2 separate regions of the Homo sapiens genome follow, and region 2 is linked to region 1. Evidence: chromatin loops called from intact Hi-C (ENCODE). Cell type or tissue: natural killer cell. All regions are shown on one strand. Links, peaks and the distances in the headings refer to the core of each region. The heading gives the core; the rest is flanking DNA.

The links. Hi-C counts contacts between places; a loop is a spot of excess contacts. Peaks named below come from ENCODE experiments on the same cell type or tissue, not always from the same donor. Only the 100,000 strongest peaks of a DNase experiment are listed, where the experiment ranks them.
Region 2: it touches region 1 in a loop (2.4-fold over the local background); 5 of 110 quality-filtered maps call a loop at or near these places.

What each region holds. Positions count from the first base shown.
Region 1 is chr2:36,235,983-36,244,907 of GRCh38, forward strand. No RefSeq gene overlaps it. Among named protein-coding and RNA genes, the nearest start is that of CRIM1-DT, 120 kb to the right of the region's middle. In natural killer cell, for the core only: no CTCF peak of the experiment used is centred there; a DNase peak (open chromatin) is centred at 4,679; H3K27ac peaks cover 1,884 bases.
Region 2 is chr2:35,967,855-35,976,779 of GRCh38, forward strand. No RefSeq gene overlaps it. Among named protein-coding and RNA genes, the nearest start is that of CRIM1-DT, 380 kb to the right of the region's middle. In natural killer cell, for the core only: CTCF peaks have their summits at 5,490, 5,690 and 5,889; a DNase peak (open chromatin) is centred at 5,487.

The sequences.
Region 1 (8,925 bases), core at 593-8,592:
CTGCCCTTTTTATTTTTTTAGTATTTGTATGTGTTTATGTGTGTTAAGAACACCTAGCATAAGATCTACCCTCTTAGCAAATTTTTAGTATACTGGCAGAGGCCTTTTCAACCACATCCTTGCAACTGGGTTCACACCTATTACCCATAAAGTCCTTGCAGAAACATGAATTCTTGAGGCCAAATGTATTAATATTATTCAACTTTAGAAATAATAATTTATCTTTATATTTTCATGTATGAATTTACTGTTTACCATTTATGAATCAGGTTATTATTTCTCTATGGGGGAGGCATACATGGAATGGCTGAGATATAATGAAATCTGACACTCAAAATAAATGTTAAAAATAAGAACTATTAGGAAATAACCTCAGTAAAATAAATGGTATGATAAAAGATCTTAGATCTTCTAAGTAGAATTTTTTAGGTTGTTGTTTTATGTTAAATAGTTGCAACTTTAGAAAAATCTATAAAATGTGAGGAGGAAAAGGTTTTAAATAGAATAATGTTAAAACTATTATATTTTAGTGAATTATATTTTGAGTCAAAATTTGGTATTTATAATGAGCTTCAAGAGTACACAATTTTTTTAAATGTATGCTGAGACAATATTTAAGCTAAAGAGGCAAATTTTGCCAAATGCATGTACAGAGATGAACAAGCAAATAAAGAGATCCCAACAAAAGGGCTCCATTTTATAGCATTACTAAACCTTCATTGATATTCCCCATTCCTGAAGTCGCAAAGTCCTTGATTTCTTCAGTACATTGTTTCATCATAAGACTATTACAAATATAGGGGTTTTAAAACTCTAGTTAGAAAATTATGAATTCTGGTTGTTAGCTATCTGTAGGCATCAAAATATACTTCCCAGAGGGCCAGCATTTTACAAACAGGCGTAGAGCCACAATAAATTAAAACTTAGAGTAAAAATCACCAGTCTTTTGAATTGTGGAAATTATAAAATAAAACTTTCCCACTCTGGAGATGGCATTGCCAACATGTGTTTTTAGTCATAAACATGTCACACTTTACTGTTTCACACCAATCTCCATAACCACACTCTTTCCTCATACAAGAGCAGAATCTGTCTGCCTGGCAGTTAGGTGCTGGTAAACAGTGTCAGAAAAGCAAGTCTTCCATTATTTAGTCATGAGAAAAGCATAAGGAGAGGTAGAACCAAGAACCAAATGTCAATGATATTGCCAATTCCTACTAAACCCTCTGAAATGGGCAACTAATCTGTATGTCCATTGTTCACTCCATGACAACTCCTTCAAGAAAATCCTACCAGGTGATCAGGCTTATCCCAGACAACCTCAGAGAAACTCAAGAAGCACCAAATGAACAAATCACCTGACCTCAAGAGAAACCACAATTTCCATGACCATCCTTGGCTCAAAGAGGAGAATTTGGTCCAATAAGTAGGGACATGGTATATTTACTAATGAGCTATTGTGTTTATTTTCAAATTCTTGGTCCATTTCTTCTACAGCACCTTGCTTATCCGCACCCTTTAGTCACTAAGGGCTAGCATCAGCAGCGGTAAGGCTGCAGCAAAAATTCTCAAATCTCAGTTGCACAGTGTGTTTCTTGAGCATATCATGGGTGACTGCCAGTTCCATTTATCCCCAACCCTGACTTTGGTTAGGAGGGTCTCCATTCTTAAAATAGTTCCCAAATGGCTCTGTACTACCATGCAATAGACATCAGCTCTGTCTCAGGAATTTTTCTTGTTTTCAATTTAACTTCTATGAGACATTATTTTAAAGCAATTCACATATTTTGGAACAGGTTTCACATTACCACTTTGTGAAAAAGTTAATGAGCTTTCATTGCTAAAAGTAATTTGGAGTCATTAGGTATCAAAAAAGGGCATGGTCCATTTATTCCAACCTGAATTTTTTTGTATCTTATTGACCCTCCTTCTAGTAAGCATTTGCTTTACTATCCACAGAGCAGGCATAATGAGCAAGTCCCCTTGCACTGACTTCACGCAATCTAATGTTAGGTAGGCGTGAGAAGCAGAAAGTACCTTTCAATTCCATTCAGCAAGAATCCACAGTATACTTACAATTTCCCTGAACTATGCTAAGCATTTTGAGACCTATAAAGCTGTAAAAAAGATTCTCTGACCTCGAGTTGCTTATAATCTTGTTGCAGTAACTCATAAATCCACTGGCAAATAACACAGGATGTCATAAATTATTAACGTAACCAAGAAATCCCTCCCATATGTGTGCACGTGCACACACACACACACACACACACACTTTACACTGTAGAATGCTGAAAGGATTCCAAGACTGTAAATTCCATCTTCCTTCTCTTCTTCCAAAAATGGCCCTATGCTTTCACAGTATGCTGGATTGTCAAGCCCTGAAGGAATAATGCTTAACATTCCAAAGAATTATCCCCACTTTTCCCTCACGTCGTTGGGCAGTTGGCATTTATCTTTATATATGGTGGTAAGGAGATGGAAACCAGAAATGGGATCCATATCACGGAATTCAAGAGAAAGGACTTTGAAAAATACAAAGAGCTATATGAGTATAAAAAACTGTTAGATGATTGTCTAAAGGCAAGAACAAAAAGACTACATTAACAGGATCATTTTCTTCTCAGAAAAAAATTGCAGGAGCGTCTACCCAAGCCTGTAATAGAAAATTGGCCTGTGGAGTTACAAGATTGGTTACAAGATTTGATATAAAATAATCTCACCTCACCTATCAATCATTCCATGTGAACTATATCCAGTATAAGCTATGCTTATACTAACTGGTTAAACAAAAGGATCAAACGTAATTGTCATTTGCTCTGTAACAGTGTTTTTCAATTAGATTATAATGGATGATCCTAGTATATATGAATAAAAAATTATCAACAAATTATTACATACATAACCGCACCATAGAACATTATATTTAAAGGCAAATTATTTGTTAAAAGAAAAATGGTATCCATGTAGACCACTCTCCGTGAGTGCTCAATGCAATAACTGCATCCATTACTACCCCAAGTTGAAGGGAATGAATGAAAAGACCACTATGCTGTAAATCGCTTAGAAGCAGAATTTAGTTAATTGAGAAATTATGTTCAGGCTAACCTATCCAGATAGCGTCATATCTATGTGGAGTAAGTTAATAGAAATTCCATGCTAGCTCCATGAATTGGTTCAATAACAGGAAAAAATACAGATGAGGAGGAAGAGAGAACTGGCAATGTGAAGTGACACGTTTCAAAAACAATTCCTTTGTACTTATTCAGAGCTCCAAATCCATCCATACACATCACGGGAAATGTGACGATGCCCATGCACTTATCATTAGATTCACTCTCCAAAATGTCAACTACCAGAAATTAAACTCTTCCTGTAGGCCAGCTTGGTTTTTAAACACTATGTCTAATCTCGCAGCAACACCAGGACATAGGCTTCATTGTTGTACAGCTTTACAGATAAGGAAGTTGGGACTCGAAAGAGTTAAATGAGTTGCCCAAAGTCACAAAGCTATTAAATGACCAAGACAGGACTGGGATGAAGCTCTTGAGTATGAAGTTTGTGTAATATGTCCACTATGGCTAGCTGTATTAGTCCATCTTCACATTGCTAATACATACATACCTGACACTGGGTAATTTATGAAGAAGAGGAGGTTTCATGGACTCATAGTTCCATGTGGCTGGGGAGGCCTCACAATCATAGTGGAAAGCAAAAGGCACATCTTACATGGCAGCAGACAAGACAGAATGAGAGCAAAGAGAAAAGGGAAACCCCTTATAAAACCATCAGATCTCGTGAGACTTATTCACTACCATGAGAACAGTATGGGGGAAACTGCCCCCATGATTCAATCATCTCCCACCAAGTCCCTCCCATAACACAAGGGAATTATGGGAGCTACAAGTCAAGACGAGATTTGGGTGGGGACACAGAGCCAAACCATATCACTAGCTGTTTGCCAAGTAACAGAGAGGAAAAAGATTCAGAAATAACATTTGTCTCTGTCTGGGTATTTGCCTTAAACTGCAAGCTCCTGGAGGGCAGGGCAGCATGTGTTCCTACCTGGTTCTCCTTATATGGCACTAAGCAGTATGAGCAGGTGCTGTGGAATATCATTTGGTACTGAGAACAATAAAGAAGCAAGAACACAGATGATGGTAGGAGCCTAGCTTGCTGTCCTGCCTCTGAATTTATAAAAGGTCTCAGGAATGACATGCAGGATAGGGAAATATACAGCCTCTGAGCCTTGGTAGCTACATACAACTCACGATGCACACTGTCAATCTTGCTATGTTAACCGGCAAATGTCCAAAGGAGGCATTAAATCATTGCCAGAGACCACTCAGCTCACATTACGTTGTACTGAAGGGGGAGGAGGGGCAGATTTCAGAGTCCCACCTTCTTCCAAGCCCCCGCACTCTCCTCTATGTCTGCCCCGCAGCTCAGGCCTGGAATTTTATGTGCAGCAAAAAATCAAAGGTAAAATAAATGCTGAACAGCGATTGCTGTCATTGCCTTCCCCGCAGTCATTTCGCTATTAGCTGTTGGAGGAGCAGACCGTGTAGGCTGACGAGATCTGAGTAAGGACGAGGGATGAGATGTCAAGGCAGGGAACACGGCTGCCTTTGCGAGGTGGCTTTGACTCGCGCTGCAGACATCACACGTCAGCTCGGTGGAGACAGCAAGCAAACCCAACTGCAGCCGCAGAGAGGAAGCAAAAGAGGAGTGTGTGAAAAGATCAGCATATTCAGCCTGCCAATTATTTTCCTCCCTCCCCAACCCCACCCCCAAACACAAGTTCCTTAATATTAATAGTGCTGGAAATCGCAGCAATGAGCACATTGTTGGGGTGAAACTGAACATTACTCTCTAAATGAGATCCTGGGTGTGAAAGCAGAAGGTCCTCTCTGTCTCCCAGATCAGAACATTATCTGAGGCCAACAGCTCTGCAGCAGCTCTTAACCTCAAGAAAAGGGCTCGGCATTTCTGGTTCCCCAATAAAGCCACAGCACACCCTGGGACTGTTCAAATTATGGATACACACACACACACACACACACACACACACACACACACTCAAAGGAGATTATTACTAAGCTTGGGCTACAGCTTAAGAGGCATAAGTGGCATTCTCTTATTCCTCTGACTTGAATCCCTACACCTGTTACCCAAACTTCACTCACTGTTCTCCTCCACAAAAACACATTGTATCTTTGACATTACTATCAGTTTTGATATCAGAAGAATATGTGCCCAGGCAGCAGCATGACATATGTTGAAAGAGCTAGAACACTTGGAACTCTAACCTACTTTTATGAGACTTTTTTTTCTGGGTACGAGTCCCTTAGCCCATCCTTAAAGAAATATGACCAGCACCCATTCCCATCATTTAACTTTCCCAGATTAGAATTGAAACCTCTTCCCAACTGTACTGCAGGAGGTAGAAACTAATAGTTCTTTCTGAAGATTAAACCCTCTTAACCTTCAGGTGAAGAAATAAATATTATGCTGTTAAAGGATGAACCCCAGTCTAATGTCTATTAAATTCTTCCTGGCAGATTTTCCAGAGGTACAATAAGCAAAAGGAAAGAATAATATTTTCAATTTGTTAGATAAATGTAGGCAGGATTGGAGGAAAATAAATGAAGAGTACTTGCTTAGACTCTCGTATCGCTAATAACCCTGGAACATAATCTGAAGGGTTATTTAACCCCAGAGAGTTCAGGCTAGTGATGGAGGTCTCTGTGGGAGCAAGGTTTAGTCTCTGGATAATAGGCCTGCAAGGCCTGGGAAGTTAGCAGTGCCCCAGCAAGCAAGATGCATTTCAGAGAAAATCCTAATGGAAATTGGGAAGTCATCTATCAGTAAAGAACTGAGTGATCTTATCATGGGTTAGGAAGAAACAAGCAATTTCAGAAGCATTTGGGTAACTAGGATTTTACACCAATATATGAAATACCAGGGCTGGGATTGTAAGACTGGTGCAGGGGCTCCTGATAACTATTTATTCATGCATTAAACCATTATTGTGTACCTATTATGTCCTACACTCTGTGATCATTGCTGCTAACGCAAAGACAAATAGGATGTAGTCTTCAAGCAGCTTACCACGTCTACCGGGAGAGATAGTGAAGAGTCAATACATGACAATTTCAGAAGGGAATGCTTCCAAAATGGAGTGAGGATCTCTCCAAATTTAGGAGGGCATGGGTATCTACAGTAAGCAGAAACTGATAATTCCTTCTTTACAAATTTTTCTAAAATCTGCCATACTCCAAATATAATTCTCCATCTGAAAAAAAAATCATGAGAGACTTTAAAGGAAATGTGAACTAGTAATTATATTATACAAGCTAATCCCACAAATAATCATATGAAACATAAAAAATTTCATTAACACCTAAGCCCGTCTGTATTTATTTTGTCTCATTCAATAGCACATCATGACTCTGTTTCCATGGCTCCAAAACAACATGGAAATTTGGTCAGGTCAGTCAAATAAAAAGTCAAATGAGTTTTTAAAAGACAAAAAGACACAAACTGAAATGGTTGCTATCTTCATCCTTTACAGGCACAGTCTAAAGCCTATTTGTTTCTCTTTGTTGGCTGTCTGCTTTCATACTGATTCTCAAATCCCTTTTCTCTACTATTTTATATAATACACAACTTTGCCTGAGTTAAATTGCATATAATATCTTAATACATCATCTTCCAATCATTAATTTTCATCAGAGAATGTCAGCAAGGAATTATGTCAGATTACTTGAACCAGATTTTTTCTCATAAATCCATTGTAACCTCTATATAGCCTTCTTTTCTATCAGAAAGTATCCATCTCTCTTGGAAGCTTCTTAAATTTTTTTGAAAATAAAGTTAAACTTACTCAAACTGCCCTTGTCTTTCTTCTTTAACAAATGTTTATTGAGTTTCTATTATTTGAAAAGCATTTAGTAACATGTTGAGGATTAAGGACAAATATAGTCTCTGATTTACAGGTAGAGTGAGATTTTCCATGCTGTTTTGAAGAAAAGGCAAGTTATCCCATAATGACAAGAAGTTGTTCTCAGTTGGAACTGGAACCAACACCTCCTTGAAAGACTTGTTGAGAGGCCGACCCAGTGCAGAATTTCCACTGACTGTTCAACCCTCCACCAATCCCCACATCAAAAAAAAAGTCAACCATGGGGCCAGATGAGGTGGGTACTACAGGGTTTATGAAAAGAAGATAAAGGAATAAGAGATGCTCCCCTGTGAGAAGCCAATATAATTATCTGTGAAGCCTGGAGGTTCCAGAAAGATGGAGTTACTGACAACTGGCTCCCTGGCTGGGGGCTTGCTGAGCTGCAGTACCCCTAGGTCCATGCTGGCAACACCCCAGGGAGGAGCATGCTAAGGGATCCTTAGGAGAGAGTTCTAGAACTCTGAAGGTATGTTGGTGTTATTTTTTGGTCTGTTTCCCCAACTGTGGACAGGAGGAAGTAAGTGCTTCAGAGGTTTATCTTAAAGTTTATAGGTCATTCTTGAATATAAAGCAGGCTGCCTATTTCTGGCTCCTTAGAGACTTACAAGGGATAGAGACCACTGGAGCAGCCCATGCCAGTGGAAATTAAAGGGTTTGGCATTCCTAGGCAGCCTTTCCCAGCTCTTCACAGCCCTCAGAGCATGTGGAAAAGCATTCCACTTTCATAGAATACAGTACAGAAATGAGCTGAGAATACCCTGGCAGTTTCTGAGCCAATAGATAGGATGTCTAATCCAAAGAAGTGTACTGCTGGAGAAGTGAAGGGATACATGGCTATTCCTTGAGGGAATGTTTCAGTGATAAGGAAGGCTGGGGCAATGATAAATGCCACCCAGTGAAGACCAAGCACACCATCTGGTTGGAAACCTTAATGCCAGCAGATACTATCAACATCCTCAGCTGGAACCAGATTGGCCTAAGGGAAGATGTGAAACCACCACACATGGGCAGTCAAGTAAAAACACTTCTGCCTCCCCATATGCTTGCTTCCATCTTGCCTACCACGCCACAGAAGTCAATGCCCAGGAAAGGACTTAGGGGAGAGGGGACTAAGCACCAGGCCTCAGCCCCCACCTCCTTCACATCCAGCTTCCACGGCAACAGCTGAGGAGAAGATGAGATTTGATTGAGATTAATAGTAAAGCTTTTAAAATAAACACATTTAAGTCTCCAACTAGTGATCATTATTTCATAAAATAAAATAATTTCTTGTATAGGTCAATTAGTTGCTACCTACACATGTATAAGCTTATTTTAATTTTCCTGTAATTTTTATATATTTAGGAGGTGCAAGTACAGATTTCTAACATGCATATATTGCATAGTGGTGAGGTCTGGGCCTTTTGTATACCCATCACCCGAATAGTGAACATTGTACCCAATAGGTAACTTATCAGCCCTTTCCCCACTCCCACTATCCCACATTTTAGAGTCGCTAATGTCTATTATTCCATTCTGTATGTCCATGTGTTCCCATTGTTTAGCTCCCACTTACAAGTGAGAACATGGGGTATTTGACTTCCTGTTTCTGAGTTATTTCACTTAGCATAATGGTCTGCAGTTCCATCCATATTGCTGCTAAAGACATTTCATTTTTATGGCTGAGTACTATTCCAAGGTATACATATGCCCAATTTTCTTTATCTAATCCTCCATTTGGAGACACAGGTTGATTCCATACCTTTACTATTGTGAATAGTGCTGTGATAAACATATGAGTACAGGTAACTTCTTTTTTTCTTCTTCTTCTTCTTCTTTTTGAGATGGAGTCTTGTTCTTTTGCCCAAGCTGGAGTGCAGTGGTGCAATCTTGGCTCACTGCACCCTCCGCCTCCTGGGTTTAAGCGATTCTCCTGCCTCAGCCTCCCGAGTAGCTGGGACTACAGGTGCCTGCCACCATGC
Region 2 (8,925 bases), core at 537-8,536, 270 kb before region 1:
TAACCTATAACAATTGATTGAATTCAGAAGCAGAGATGAAAATCCAACTGACTTCTAAGAAGAAAAGAAATCTGCAATAATTGCAAGAGATTTGCATTAAAAAGATTTGCAGCAATTTAAAACAATGCCACTCGCTAAATTTTTTTTGTTTTAGAAAATATACGATTTTTTCATATAATGTTATTTATGCTAATATTCCATGAGTTTATTATTATTGGATGTTTTTAACTTTTGTCAGTTTAATTTCCAATACATGTAATATATATTGATTAATATAGCTCACACAGAATAAAGTTCTCTGATATCCTCAATCATTTTTAAGAGGCTAAAGGAGCCTGGAACCAAAAATTTTGAAAATTGATCATTTAAAAAATTCTGGTCTAGACTAGTAGGGGATGAAAGATTAATAGCCTCAGCCAACTTCCACACATGTATATCTGACTGTGTGAGACCAAGGAGCCCCCTGCTATCTTGACAACTGTCTGAAAATGCACAAGTGAGCCATGAACATGCCAAGCACATTTCCACCTCAGGTCCTCTCAACTCGTACTCTGCCGGGAATGTGCTTTCTTCCAAAACAGAGCTGGCTTGCTACCTCACTTGATTCTGGTGTCTGCTCAGATGTCACTTTATCAAGGATACCTTCTCTGATTACCTTATAAGAAACAGCAAATAGAACCTATCATTTTCTATCATGTTATCCTGATTTAATTTTTCTCTTTTAAATTTTAATTTTTCTTATGAGAAATTCAAAAGTACAAACAATAGTATAACAAACTCCTGATATACTCATTACCTAGATTTTTAATTAATAACATTTTAACATGTTAACTGAATCTATTTTTTTATTGATGAATTATTAAAGAAATCTAGACATCATGACATTTTACTCCTCTTATACGCTTCAGTATATGTCCCCAAAACATAAGGATATTTTCTTATATAACTGCAGGATTTTTACCATACTTAAAAAAATTAACAATTTTTAATACAATCATATTTCCCAAGCTGACATAAAATGTTGTTATTGTTGTTTTTTATTGCAAATTCTTAAAGGTAATATTTATAAACTGTTTAAGATTTTAACACTTCCAAGAAAAAAAATGGCGGTTCTGATAGCTCTGCATCCTCCACAATATTAGCTAATACCAGTCTTTTTTACTGAATCTTTACTAATGGATGTGTAGTAGTATCTCATTTTAGTGTTTTTATTTGAATGATGAACAACGATATTGAATGCTTTTCATGTGTTTGTCATTCATGTCTTTGTGATGCAAAATGCTTATTGGTCTTTTGTCAATTTTTTCTTGCTGTTTTTGTCATGTCAGATAAACATTTTATGAATGTTTTATCACAGTGCCTGTTCTATTTTCTTAAAGCTATCTCTATTATGAACCAAAGTTTTAAATTTTAATAGTATCTAGTTTATTATTTATTTTTATGATGTTTGCTTTCTGTGTCCTAAGAAATCTTTGCCCACTCCATTCACAAACACATTCTCCTGTGTTTTCTTCTAGAGGCTTTGTAGTTTTGCTTTTATGTTCATTTTCAATCTCAAATTACTTTTGGTGTATGGTGTGAGGTAAAGGTTGAAGCTCATCTTTTTGCATATGTGTATCCAACTGTTCCATGTGCTGAAAAGACTTTCTCTTCTCTGCTGAGTTGTACTAAGAAAAGCATAGCTTCGTTATTGTGGTATTCGTGCCAAAAATAATTACCTGAATCTGAGTTTGGTCATTAGGAAACATTAAATGGACCAAAGATGAATGTCATCTTACAGAATGTAAGGCTTGTGCTTTTTAAAACTATCAATGATATGAAATCCAGGAAAATATTGAGACCTGCTCCAAGACAGAAGAGACTGAAAATAAATCATGACCAAATACAGTGTTTGTTCTTGGATAAGATTCTGGAACATAAAGAAAAAAGAACCGTTTTAGATCACTTGATAGAATTTGAATGGTGTCTGTGGATTTGAGGGTAGTGTTGTATCAATGTTCATTTCCTGACTTGGAAATAGGTATGTGGTCATGTACTTTGTTTTGGAGTGTTTAGGGACAATGGGGCATTAAGAGTACAACTTGCTCTCAAACATACTCTAAAAAAATAACAAATGATAATGGAGAAAGTGAGAAAGTGATGAAGCAGCTGCAATGAAATAGTAATAGCTAAGAAACCTGGATGGAGGGGCAGGGAGGATATAGTTCTTTGTTCTAAACTTGCAACTTTTCTGTTTGTTCAAAATCATTTCAAAATAAATTATTATAGAAAAGAATTAATCAGAGTGGCATTCAAGACACATTGCTTTAGGCCAGTTCAAAAGTGATTGCAACACATTTGGAAATAATTTGGGTAAAATATAATCAAGAATCATAAAAAATGTCTGTATTCTTTGACTCAGCAATCTAATTCTTGAGAGTTTACTTAATATTAATCATAATAAATAAAGTATGCAGAAAATAAGCATTGCAGAATTATGTGTGATAGAAAAAAAATTATTAAAGAGCCCCAATATTTAACAATGAGGGACAGTTTAAATCATGTTACACTGACTTGATGAAATATAGAAGTTAAAAATAAAGTACAGAGACCTTTTAAGAGAAACAAAATATATGGTTAACTTGGAAGCAGAATACAAAAATTTATCTCTTAAAGTTTATAATTTAAACAGTGTAATTTTCAAGTACAAAGGAATTGGAGATACATTTGTGTTTCTTCTTATGCTGGTATAATGTTTTTTCCATAATAAATATTTTATGGGAGTTCCAGCACCAAGTGACTACAAACTCTGTGAGTTTGAATTTCAGTGGAAATCAAGTAAAAATCTAATAACAGTTATCAGGAGCTCTTTTAATGACTTCCGTCCATTAACATAGAAAAAATGCCAAGATGAGCATGAGTAAAAATTAAAATGTGTGCAGAATAAGCACATACAAATAACCTTATCTTTGCTTAAACACTTCGTAGCTACTCTATGAAACACAGGTAATAATAATAATGTAAATGGTTGTGGCTGTGAAAAGAGACATTTTGAAAAAAACGCAATGTGATTTAGTCATTAAAAGATGATGGAATATAAGTTGAATTCAGGGTTTTGAACTTAGAAAATTAGCAAAAATGATAATTTTATTAACAGAAAATAATTGAGAGGGGAAATTTGTCTTATGGGTAGAATGATGAAGTCACCCTTGGGTATGTTTCATCTAAGGTGACAACTAACTTAAAAGTGTGTATTTGGGAGTATCATGGTAATATAGTTCAAAGAGGATGGAATGAGAGGCGTAACTTAAAAGTTGTATTAATATAGCTAAGGGTAGATAAAGATGATTTAATTTTAAGGCAATATCTTGAAAGCAGAGACTGAACAGCGGAATAAATAAAGCTTTCTGAATTTTTACTTTAAACAGAAATATCTCTCTTGTTGATGGCTTAGAGCTCATTCTTGATACTTATCTAGTCTGACAACCTATGCCTTTCAGTTGGAGTTTTTAGTCCATTTTCATTTAATATTATTGATATGATTGTATTTTGGTCTATTATTTTTGTTATTGACTGCATGTTTATGTCCCCTCAAAATTGTATGTTGAAATCCTAACAACAAGTGTGATGATATTGGGAGGCAGAGCCTTTAGCATGTAATTTAAGTCATGAGGGTGGAGCCCTCGTGAATGGGATTAATGCCTTTGTTAAAGAGATGCCTGAGAGCTCTCTTGCTCTGCTCTTGACCATGTGAATATACAACAAGAAGTTAGCTGTCTGCAGCTTGGAACAGGGTTTTCTCCAATGTCTTCCTAAACTGCATGACCTCTAATATGAGTTGACCTCTTCTAGCTCTCAGCCTTGAAGCAGGAAATCTCTTCTAGGTCTTGTGAATACTGCCCTGCATATGTGCAGCTCAATCCTTGGCCAATTATATATGAGGAACTCCCACAAACTTCTGGATTTTCCTCACCGTTCAGCTCCTCTCCTTAGGTATGCTGTTCCATACCTGCAGTTTCAGCAGACTGGAACTTTAATCCTCTACTTCCTCAGCCCGGCAGTATGACTATTCTGCTCAGGCTCTTTAGGTTGATTTAATCGCAATCTTAATTTTTGGTGTTAATTATTACTGTTTTACTTGTCTTTCTAGTTGTGTGTGTTATACGTGAACACATATATGTGTTCTTTTACTTTTAATTTCCAGCTGACATGTTTACTGTGTATAGTCTATGCTTTTATACTAAACACTATTTTTGATATTCATATGTGCTGATGCATGTAGCTGTGGCTTCATTTTCTATGATCTATCAACATATGAATATACTAAAATATAGTATGGCCATCTTACTGCTGATGAACATTTGCGCTGCTTCCACTTTTTTGCTATTACAAAAATTTTGCACAGGGTGGTGTTATACACATCGTCAGGTATACACGTGCCCCTGTTTCTGTAAGCTCTGTGTATCTACAAGTGAAATTTTCGAAGTCTTTGGTATGGAAATTTTAAAACTTAAAAGATAATTTCAAATAGGTTTTCAAAGAGCTCTTTTCAATACACTCTGAAACACAGCCCATGAGAGTTTCCATTGCTCAACATACTTATCAATATTTAGTTCTATCCAACTTATAAATTTTAGCCACTATGGTGGATGAAAATCTTATTTTATTGTACTTAATCTGCCTTTCCCTGACTACTAAGGAGGCTAAGCATATTTTCATATGTTTGTGGGTCATGCATATTTCCCCTAGCAAAAAGTATCTATATATACTTATTGCCCATTTTTCTACAATGTTGCCTTTTTAAATTTATAGGCATTCTTTATATAGTATGGGTATTAATAATATCTTGGTTATGATGTTTATCAAATAGCTTGGCTTATCTCTTTCTCTCAATGGTCACTTTTGAAGACCAGAAGTTTTTCATTTGAATATAAGCAAATTTCTCAGTCTTTTCCTTATCATAAGAGCTCTTTGTGTCTTGTATAAAAATTCCTCTATACTGCAAGGATGTGCCTTTATTCTCCCTTGTTCTTTTCTGAAGTTTTACAATTTTACTTCTGTTATTTGTTATTGTTCCAATTGAATTTGATGTTTGTGTATGTTATGAAGTAGAGATTCATATTCACCTTTCCATTCAACAGTATTCCCAGTATCATTTATTGAGGAGTCCCTTTTTTACTCTCTGTTCAGCCACACCAGTTCCTTTAATTATCATACTTTCATATTTGAGCATGAATCCATTTTTAAGCCCACTATTCCAGTCCATTGTTACATGTGAACTGGCGGATCTCCTTTTTAGGTTGCTGCTATAAATATAGTCCCACTCCCTACATTTTCTGGTCTCTGTGGCTTTTTAGACTTTCTGGCTTTAACTCTCAGTTTCATATTCACAAAAAGAGGATCCAATGGACCCAAATTAATCAGATGTCTACTCCAAGTCCCATTAGATATAACATGGGATCAGAGTCTCCACATAGCACATATATGGCCACTAGGGGCCCACCTCTACCTCCAGACAAGATGAAGCCTTTTGTTCCCAGGAATGGTAGAAGCATCATACTGTAACCATTCACAATCTCAGAAAAGTTTGACCAAATTCTTTTCAGAAGCTTCTCAGCAAAGAGCCCCCAAAATAATTCTGAAAATAAAATATACTTATTAACAAGACAAGGATTTATTCGAATGATAATTGATAATACTCCAGAGGGTGCTATGGAAGGAGCATGTGTATGTTGATGGCAGGAACTTAAGTTCATACAACTTTTCCAGAGAGCAAATAGGCAGTATCTATCAAACACTTTAAAAAGGTGTAGACCTTGTGATTGAATAATTCTAAGACATTATCTTATGAGAATAATCATAAGTTTATGAAAAGATGTCTTAGGGCAGTTTTCCCAGAAGCAGACCCCAGGCAGGGATTTATTGCCAGTGATTTATCAAGGAAATGCTCCCATGGGAAAGTGGTAAACAAGTGAAGGAAGTAGAAGGAGAAAAAGAGAGGAAGCCAAGTAAGGGTGCGATTTCAGGGAACGTTCCAGGCAAGCGTCAGCTGATTCTTCAGGGAAACTCAGGAGTTGAAGTCATGCCTTGGTGTTGTCCCATCAGAGACAAAGTTCCTGTGCAGTCATAGCTGGACACCTGCCAGTCATTGTTTAAGCACTGAATTTCCAAGGCACTTAATGACGTTGTTACAACAGGTGTTTTATTCACAGAGTTAATTATAATAGCAAAAAGAAACCAAAACAAAACTGAAATGATGTAATTAACCATAAAAAATAATAAAAATATCATCATTAAACATCTAAAACTTAATATTTAATAATATTTAATATTTAATAAAATGGCAAAATGATCATGACCATGCGTTTTAAATAGCAAAATATAAAATTATGCACACAGTAAGAGCTAAATTATATTGTAGGGAGGGAGGGATCCCACATTAACATGTATGAATATAAATAGGTAAGTTGCATCAGGCTTGATGCCGAATCCCTTGTGGACACATTTAGATGCCTCAGAATTGGCCAAATGAAGTTTTCTGTAACCTCACAATATGTGGCTAAAATTTAGATGAAGCATGAAAAATTTCAGCAAACAAGACTTTAAAATATATACATATAAGAAATAGAAATTTTAAATGGAAATGACTTTTTCAACCTTAACTATAGGATTGGCACTTTCACATTACTGTGTAATCCATTTAACATCCCTGGGCAACAAAGAACTTTATCATCCATGGTTTACACCTGTTTCAAGCAGCATTTTTCTGATCTCTTTTAAAAAATGAATTCTAGATTATACCAGATTATTTAATTTTATATATATATATATATATATACACACACACACACACACACACACACACACACATGACCCCATCACATTCTTTACATTAGGGTTTATTTTACTATAGTAACAGTCCTCACAGTAAAGCAGAATCTGAAAATGCATGTAGAACTGTAAATTAAATGTTAAATATCTCATTTTATTTTATTGCCTCTAACAAAAATGAATCATTTATTTTAAAGTTATTTAAAGGTTATTCTAGAGATATATAGCAAGAGCATTATCCTAACTATGGGTAAGAAATTTGCTTTGAAAGATAATTTATTTATTTTAAAAATTATTTATTTTTTATTGCTTATCAGCTTAAGGAGATTTTGGGCTGAGACGATGGGGTTTTCTAAATTATACAATCTTGTCATCTGGAAACAGACAATTTGACTTCCTGTCTTCCTATTTGAATACTCTTTTTTTTCCACACATTATTCCTCACTTTTGAAATCAACTGTATTCTTCTTTCATGTTTTCAGACACTATTTATTTTCCAAGACCCAACTCCAATCCCACCTCTGGTGATATTTCTTCAAATATGTTAGTTTGGATTTCTTCTCATCTCTTCACTTACAGGCACTGCTACACAGTTTACTTCCTGAATGGTCTTGGTTTAATATATACCTTACATCTTGTTTTGCTCCCAGCTAGACGGTAAAATTAGAGAGGGTAAATACTCTAGATTCTATTCTTGTCTATACAGCAACCATTACAGTTAAGGGATTATAGTAGGTTTGAATATATATATATATGTGTGTGTGTGTGTGTGTGTGTGTGTGTGTGTGTGTGTGTGTGTATACACATACATACATACATATGTATGCATTGGCTAGTAATACTTTGTCTCTATTCTATAGAAAACAATTTACTGTCTAGTTGGATAAACAGCCAATGAAATTAATGATTGCAATATGCTAGATAGATAATTTTAGCATGAAGAACAGCCATTATCACAGAGAAAATGTAGAACCACCAAAGGATTTTGCCCATAGAGCGACATGATTAAGTTGCATTTTTTTAAAGTCACTGTCAGCATGATGGCTGGAGATGGGGAAGCTACAGTGATAAGCCAGGCACTTGTCTAATGGCAGTGGCACTGTAGAGAGACAAAGAGATTAGATAAATACTTAGGAGGTATAATTAATAGGCACAGCTGTGGAACATATAGGGAGGTTTAAATGGCAGTTTTCAGGCTTGAACAGTGGAGTGAACAGACATATTATTTAAGAGAAAAGAAGAACAGATATGGGAAGATGATGGCTTCATGTTTGATCATGTTGAGACTGCGGTATTGAATAGCCAAGTAGAGATGTTCAGGAAAATATGCTAAGATGAATGTCACAAGAAAAATGTTTGATGGAGTTGAAGATTTAGAAATCACTTGCATATAGATATTAATTATAATTTAAAACCATGGAAGTAGATGGGCTCTACCCAAAAAAAGAGGACATGATAAAAAGAGAAAAGGACCTAAAACCCCAAGAAGTACCAACATTTAAAAGTTAAATAGAATAGGAGCTCTCAAAGTAGACTGAAATGAGAGACCAGAGAAACAGAAGGAAAATCAGGGGAGTGAGATCTTTGGAAGACAAGAGAAGAGAGCGCTTAAAGGAGCAGTTAGTAGCTTATAATGTTAAATGTTCCCAAATGACCAAACAAGAAAAGGACTGAAATGTGGGCATTTAATTTATAGATAAAGGTCATTCTTGACCCAAATGATTGTGGTGATGTAGCAAAGGCAGGGCCAAATGAGAGTAGGAGAAGTGAATGGAAGGTAAGAGAGTAAATACATCAAGTAGAGAGAACTCCTTCAATTGTCTATTCTTTTGTCTATTCTATTTACACTGTGGAGTATATTACAGAGTTAGTTGGTTTTCTAAGTCAGTATAAGGCCCAATCAAGGTTAAAGTTTATGCAGATTAACTGTTATTTTTAACAACAATCTATTAATCTATTAAGAAGTCCTTAAAATAGATTACAAGGACTTCTTTGATTTGTCTCTTATGTGGCTGAATTCCTTGATCTTTGAGGCCACTCCCCAGCATCTCATCATGTTTACGTCCTGTTACCCGAAAGTACCAGAGTGTTTCAGGCTTCCCATTTTTATACACA